2 separate regions of the Homo sapiens genome follow, and region 2 is linked to region 1. A link is a contact called in ENCODE Hi-C or POLR2A ChIA-PET data. All regions are on one chromosome and are shown on one strand. Each heading gives the region's core, a stretch centred on a gene start or an enhancer-like site at or near the end of the contact. The rest is flanking DNA. Distances are from core to core; before and after follow the strand shown.

Region 1 (3,718 bases), core at 777-3,276:
TTGCTATTATTAGTATATGTAATAGAGTAGTATGGACAATTTCTAAGTGAAAACATTGTTAATGAAATTAATTCAACACTCCTTAATGGTTATGACCACTGCAGTGTTTCATTGTTCTGAATTTGATTTGGTCTGAAAATTTAAGGTAATAACCATGCTTATCTAGTTATCTTACAAATTATCTGCATATTCTAATACAAACTGAAGCTTTATTTGATTTCACGACTGAATCAACCCAGTCAAGCATATTTGATTTCATAATTGGATCAACTCATTCAATGGCTGAGATAGCAGATTTAATTTGTGTTTGTGATTTCTAAAATTATTCACCTCAAGGCATTTCCCACATCTTTTATGGGAACTTTCTCCTCTCTCTCCCTCTCTATCTTTGCCTCTCTCTCCCTGTTATTAATACAAAAAACTAAGGGATTCTTGCGGTTAGCCCAGATGTAGTTAGTTCAGCAGCCTCAATAAACTAATGATCCACAAGGCCCTGTGGAGGATAATTTAATCACTTAATCATGACTTTAGAGATTCACCTGCATCAGCCACCTTAGTAGCTGGGATTACAGGTGTCCACCATCACATCCGGCTAATTTGTGTATTTTTAGTAGAGACAGGGTTTTGCCATGTTGGCCAGGCTGGTCAAGAATACTTTCAAAGAAGAAAGGCAACTTCATTGCATTTTCCACACTTACTAAAAATGTTTATGAATTTTATGGAACTTAATTAAAAGGATCTAAGACATGGAGTTTGCTGAATCTGATAGAGTGACACCAGATCATTTCACAGCACCTTGTAATAAAGATTCTGAAAAAATATAAATCATTATGATAGAAGTGCATAGAGAGACACACATTTTTAAAAGTGCAATGGTGTGATAACATTGCCTTAATAATGTTTTCAAAAATCAGTTAATTAATTAATTGTAACATTATAAAATATTTGTGCTTTGGTATTTCTTCATATTCTGCATTAAATCAATTCAAGATTTTGAATTTTCTCCATTATGATTTATATAGTGAAAGGAAAACAGAAGTTTTTATATATTTTATTTCAAGGAAAAATATATTTTTCTTCCAGCTCTACTCAATGTTAAAATGTATTTCATACTATTTTGCTGATAACCCTTATAGATCCTTTAATATTGCTTTTCATACATTTTTTATGCAAGATATATTTTATTCATTTATAATTTTATTAAAATTTATTTTAATTTTCAGTTAACCTCATTTAAGTAATGCCTCAGTTTACATATTTTGTGCACTTCAAGATGATTCATGGCATTCATTGGTTATTTTTGGATTTTAATTTACAGATGCAATTTTTGCATTTCTTTCTTAATATATGATTTTAGAAATAGCTATTGGATGGATCCCTGGGATTTGTAACATCCCTTCCTTAATAAACATAAGAAAATAAATAGCATTATTATTTTTAACAATGATTTAAATAAACAATAAGAAATAAATATTAAGAAGAAAGAGGCTTTTTCTTTCATTTGACACCTGATTTGCAAAGTGACACAACGGACAGTTTGATGGAAATTCTGCACTGTATCTTGGGTAAATAATAGTCAGCTGTGACTTACAGACAATAATTCCTTTCAAAGGGCTCGGGTAATACTGAAAACCACAAGAATGGATGTGAGTGGCTGTGGCAGCCATCAGGGCTCCAAGACAGAATTGTAACCAAAATAGGAACTGACCTGAACATTTATAGTAAAGTAAACAAACAACCTCCTTACTTGTTATCCCTGATTTCCGGAGCCTGCACTTACCATTTCCTACTGATTTCCTCGAAAAGTCCACTGGAAATGAAGTGCCTTTAAACAAGTCACACTGGGTAAAATGCTATCTCTGCAGCATCAGATTCAGATAGAAGGCTACAATAGGAAAAGAGGGGTCAAGACACTGGCTAATCTTATGCACTTTTAGAGTGGGCCATTCTTATGCCTAGTTAAGGAAAAGCTCATTCCTATGGCTATGACAACACAGTAAACCAGAAACCAGGACATGCCACTGGATTGAACCTACATAGTTTCTGTGTCACTGAGTATGGTATCATACAGAAAAGTGAAACGTCTCCGCATTCTCTCATGCAGCTGGGATAATATAACTCATCATTACTCTCTGCCGAGTTTTGCACCAAACACATATATTAAATCAGCAGCTGTAATTCAAGCAACTATTCCACAAAGAATGGACTTTGTTGTTAAAGAGGAAACCTGTAGCCTCAGGCACATAGTTATACTCTCTTGCTCTCTCTCTCTCTCATATATATATATCAGGTTATCAGATAAATATATATATATAAGGTTATCAGATAATATATATTAAACAATAAGAAATAAATTGTATATTTTAAATATATATATTTTATCTGATATATATAAAATATATGTTTATCTGATAACACTTATTGTTCTTTTAATATTGCTTTTCTATATATTTATATATTTTTTCTATATAGAGTGTGTGTGTGTGCCTGCGCATGCATGTACATGCATGTGCTGGTGATGACATTTCTGATATTCATCTACATTTAATTTTCTCTTGTAGAACTGAATGTACAGGATATAAAACAAATCATCATATTAATATGTCTTTTTTGGTATTGTAGATTCTAAACCTTCAAATTGCTGTGGCATTTTTAGCATTAGAGTAGTGAAATGCTTATGAATTTTTCCATTGCTGTTACTTGAGAGCTGTTATTTGAAAAATATATATATAATGCAGTATATAATACTGTTGGACAGAGACCCTGGATAGGGAAATAAATACAGTCGAGATACCTGTATTCTGGCTGCTGTTATTCACCGTTACTCCCATTTTCGGTATTTTTCTAGTGCTTAAAATTCAGTTGGTTATACACAGTAACATTTCTATTGATGGATTAACTTCATTGACCCTGTTTTGCAAATGAAAGCTGAATACATTCTAAGCTGGTAAAAGAATCTGTTTTGAATCAATAGCTCTCTGAATCTTCTTTGTTTATCCTACTAAACCATCTCTCTTTGCACTAAATTTCAGTAAAACCAAATGGCAACCGTATGACTGTTAGAAATATTTTGAACATCATTGGAAATCAAAATTTCAACCATCTGAGAGGAACAAAAAAGCAGACTCTCATAACATTCTGATTCTTGGATACATTTCAAAGTGTTGTATCATGCACCTGAACTTTGAGACTTTTTAAAATTCTTGAGGGATTTATTTTTATATATTTGTCCTTAGTTGTTACTCCTCTTAATGATATGATATATTATAATGTCTATCATGTTTACTGTGGCTCAAATTGCAGGACCTCAATAGCACTAATTTTTGCCAAGTGAATGCAATGAGAATTTAAAGCTGCACATGCATCTAAAGTTACAGTGCATTCCAAAATGCCTATGTCAACCCTTAAATTTCATTACTTTTTCAAAGGTCAAATTTGACATGAACTTTCAATTTTTTAAATTTTATTTTAGACATATTGAGACATAATAAAACTGTATTAAGTGGATAATTAGAATTACCTTCTAATTTGGGAGCCTATCAAATAATAAAATTACATTACATTTCAAAATCCTCATGTATAATTGTTGGAATATAGTTTTTCATGGGTCTTCACATTTCTCACATCTTATGAGCAGACGCCCTGACTAGCTTTTTGCATGCTTTTTTAAAAAAAGATCTCTATGACTTTTTAATGATTGCCATTCTAACTGGTGTGA
Region 2 (3,718 bases), core at 870-3,369, 99 kb after region 1:
CAAAGATGAATGGCAAACTCTAACTAAAAACAAACAAACAAACAAAAAACTTAGTGAAATAGAAATAGAAACCCAGATTTGTATTGCTCTAAAGAATAAACTAGTGCTGGTTGGCTGGTAACTCATTGAAAATCCAACAAAATACTGTATTATAAAAATGCAGAAGATAAATTTCCACCTGACAAATTTAGAGAAAGAACTCGTGAAATATATTTGAAAATGGTCTTGAAAAATTGTCATGATTCTTGGTAAAGGAATTTTCATAAATAAAGTAATTTAAGAATAAAAGTTGTGGGAATCCCAAGTGGTAAGATAGGAGGATACAAGGAAATTCAACTGGGAACAAGCCTAGAATTAGGTATATCCAGGGACTAGGTAGCAGAGACATTGCATGTCTTTTAAAGGCATCTGAATTTGCTTAGTCAATGAAAAACCATTAAAAAATTGTGTATATTTAGAGATATACCTTGTAAATATTGTAAAATATTGATTTGGAAGAAAATTATTTAAAGCAATGGTCCATTTTTTTGTAGGTACACACACATAATTTTGCTTGCAGTTTTTTTTTTAACTTTTATTTTAGGTTTGGGGGTACACGTGAAGGTTTGCTTTATAGGTAAACTCGTGTCACAGGGGTTTGTTGTACAGGTTATTTCATCACTCAGGTATTGAGCCTAGTACCCAATAGTTATTTTTTTCTGCTTCTCTCCCTTTTCCCACCCTCCACCCTCAAGTAGAGTCCAGTGTCTGTTCCCTTCTTTGTGTTCATAAGTGGTTATCATTTAGCTGCCTCTTATAAGTGAGAACATGCAGTAGTTGGTTTTCTGTTCCTGTGTTAGTTTGCTAAGGATAAGAGCCTCCGGCCCCATCCATGTTCCTACAGGACATGATCTCATTCCTTTTTATGGCTGCATAGTATTCCATGGTGTACATGCACTAATTACATTTTTTAAATTCAGTCTGTCATTGATGGGCATTTAGGTTGATTCCATGTCTTTGCTATTGTGAACAGTGCTACAAAAAACATTCATGTGCATGTGTCTTTATGGTACAATGATTTATATTCTTCTTGGTATATACCTAGTAATGGGTTCACTGGGTTGCATGGTAGTTCAAAGCAGGGGACTCTTTCTAGAGGTCACATCAATACTTTAGGAGAGAGATGAGAAGACTTTTAATAGAAAACAAATAAATAAGTGAAAAATATTCTAAAAATTATTAGTAGAGAATTGGTAGTAATTGCCAGTTAAATAGATATGGGAGATGAAACTGAAAAGATGAAGGTGGAAAAACATTTTCTCCTCAAAGTCAGGGTTGAATAAGAGATACGAGGTACTTAATTTGATTTAAGGTACAGAGTTGAGGGCACTCCACACCACAGTGATGTTCGTGATGACTTTATGTATTTATGCTTGTAAGTCCAATATCCCAAAGCCTTTCACTTCTTATTCCGTCATTTGCCTTTTTGAGGAAAACTACGAACCGTTGCTTTTGGTTATGACCATTTAGTTCAAATAGACTTATTTTGTAGTGCTAGAAGGTAGCAATCTTTCCCACTATTCTCTTGATTAATGATTAAAAAGTATATTAAAATAGTAAATCAAATAACCAAATAGTGTAGAAGTACATGCAACTTAGAGACATATTGCAAATTACATAGGTGCAAACACTCCATGTAGCTTGAGGCAGTAGAAGGAACTCGGCTCTTGTTATGCCCTGGCTCTGCCAGTTACTAGTTTGTACCTTGAACATTCGCTGGGTCTTAATCCCAGGATTTCTTTCTGGGGTATGTGTGGATTAGATAATGCAGATAGTACAGAAGGAAAGGGTGCAATAAACAGTATCTATTATTTTCACTTGCCTTCTGTGTTTATCTTTCATTCTAATCAGCCCTTCTCTCTCTCCTGATGTGACTCATCTTGAACTTTTCTTGGGTTAAACTATCCCAAAGGCTATTCACAGTTTCCCAGCCAGCTAGCATCAGAAGTTTTTCCAGGCCCGTTCCTTGGCAGCCAGAGGTTATTCTATTCCACAGCCAAAAATGATATATCTCCTCTGCTTAGGCTGTTAGCTAAGAATGTGAGATGACCTTATGTTGCATTCCCTGCATTCTTAATGTGCTGAAAGTTCCCATTCATGGTCTATTGATTCTTTGGGGCTTTTGTTTTCTGTATGTTGTGGCATAGCTGAAAAGGGAAGAAACCAGTCACTGTGGCTGCCATCCTGGTGTGCTGGCAGTCATCTGGTGATAATTATTCCCCATTACCAATTTCCCAGCTAGTTTCTTTGTAAATATTTTGAAGCCTGAGGCTGTGATATTGGAAATATTAATATAGTTTTATAATTTACATAATTTATAATTAGTCTTTGTTCATCTTAGTTGTCTTTAGCAGGTTTTTAGAATCCTTATCAGCTACCAACTTGCTTCCACTGGTAATCTAAGTTTATGTTACCATTACTTATTTTTATTTATTTATTTATTCATTTAAAGACAGAGTCTCGCTTTGTTACCCAGGCTGGAGTGCAGTGGCACCATCTCGGCTCACTGCAACCTCCGCCTCCTGAGTTCAAGAGATTCTCCTGCCTCAGCCTCCCAAGTAACTGGGTCCACAGGCGCCCACCACCATGCCCGGCTACTTTTTGTGTTTTAGTAGAGACGGGGTTTCACCATATTGGCCAGGCTGGTCTCGAACTCCTCACCTCAAGTGATTCACCTGCCTCGGCCTCCCAAAGTTCTGGGATTACAGGCATGAGCCACCGCACCTGATCTTATGTTACCATTAACTTTTAAACATACATTTGTATACAATATTTCACAAAGTTTTAAAAACAATGTTATAAAATAATAACAGCTAGCAATTTTGAAGACCAATAATATGCTTGGCATTGGCAGATAGATAGATGTATGTGTATTCCCTAATTAATTCTCCCAACACTCCTCAAAGATATGTACTTTCTGATAGTCAAGTAACTGAGGCTAGTTGATTTTTTTTCTTTTTTCTTTTATTGTGGGGGGGCATTGGGTGTGCAGGGACAGAGTCTCCTCTCTTGCTCAGGCTGGAGTGCAGTGGTGCGGTCTCAGCACACTGCAACCTCCGCCTCCTGGGTTCAAGCAATTCTCGTGCCTCAGCCTCCCGAATAGCTGGGATTATAGGTGTGTGCCACCATACTCGTCTAATTTTTTTTTTGTATTTTTAGTAGAGACGAGGTTTCATCATGTTGGCCAGGCTGGTCTCAACCTCCTGGCCTCAAGTGATTCACCCGCCTTGGCCTCCCCATGGTGCCGGGATTACAGGCGTGAGCCACCGCGCCCAGCCAAGTTGTTATTTTTGAAGTAACAAATCTAGTGACTGGGAGAAGCCTAATTTCTACCCATTTTCTCTGAATCCTATCACAGAACAGTTTTTATATAAGTACAGTGAAGGAAATACTTGCTTCTTTTTATGTTGCTTTCTGAAAGAGTTTTCCTTCATAGTTATAATGTCACTGGGACCTCCTTTAAAGTGTGAAGAAAAGAATGTGTATGTATATTTCTGTGAACTAATTTTTTTTTTTTTTTTTTTGAGACGGAGTCTCGCTCCGTTGCCCAGGCTAGAGTGCAGTGGCGCGATCTCCGTTCACTGCAAGCTCCGCCTCCCGGGTTCACGCTATTCTCCTGCCTCAGCCTCCCGAGTAGCTGGGACTACAGGTACCCGCCACCACACCCGGCTAACTTTTT

What was found. Hi-C counts contacts between places; a loop is a spot of excess contacts on that map. ChIA-PET counts read pairs that join two places held with the same protein, here RNA polymerase II (POLR2A). Pooled maps may share reads with other maps.
Region 2: a loop to region 1 is called in a map of endothelial cell of umbilical vein, with 6 times the contacts of the local background. The contact joins two enhancer-like sites. A Hi-C loop is called at or near these places in 3 of 168 maps with a recorded cell type or tissue (Right ventricle myocardium inferior, cardiac septum and endothelial cell of umbilical vein) and 1 of 50 pooled maps. POLR2A ChIA-PET finds 5 or more read pairs at or near these places in 2 of 52 experiments (HepG2 and T-cell).

The regions. Positions count from the first base shown.
Region 1 is chr7:84,122,384-84,126,101 of GRCh38, reverse strand. All of the region lies in intron 3 of SEMA3A (semaphorin 3A), which reads left to right. Among named protein-coding and RNA genes, the nearest start is that of SEMA3A, 71 kb to the left of the region's middle. Within about 2 kb of position 2,026, at least 3 of the 41 ENCODE cell types and tissues checked have a DNase peak (open chromatin) inside an H3K27ac peak, as active enhancers do; they include endothelial cell of umbilical vein, where a contact is called at or near this core.
Region 2 is chr7:84,023,857-84,027,574 of GRCh38, reverse strand. All of the region lies in intron 6 of SEMA3A (semaphorin 3A), which reads left to right. Among named protein-coding and RNA genes, the nearest start is that of SEMA3A, 170 kb to the left of the region's middle. Within about 2 kb of position 2,119, at least 8 of the 41 ENCODE cell types and tissues checked have a DNase peak (open chromatin) inside an H3K27ac peak, as active enhancers do; they include endothelial cell of umbilical vein, where a contact is called at or near this core.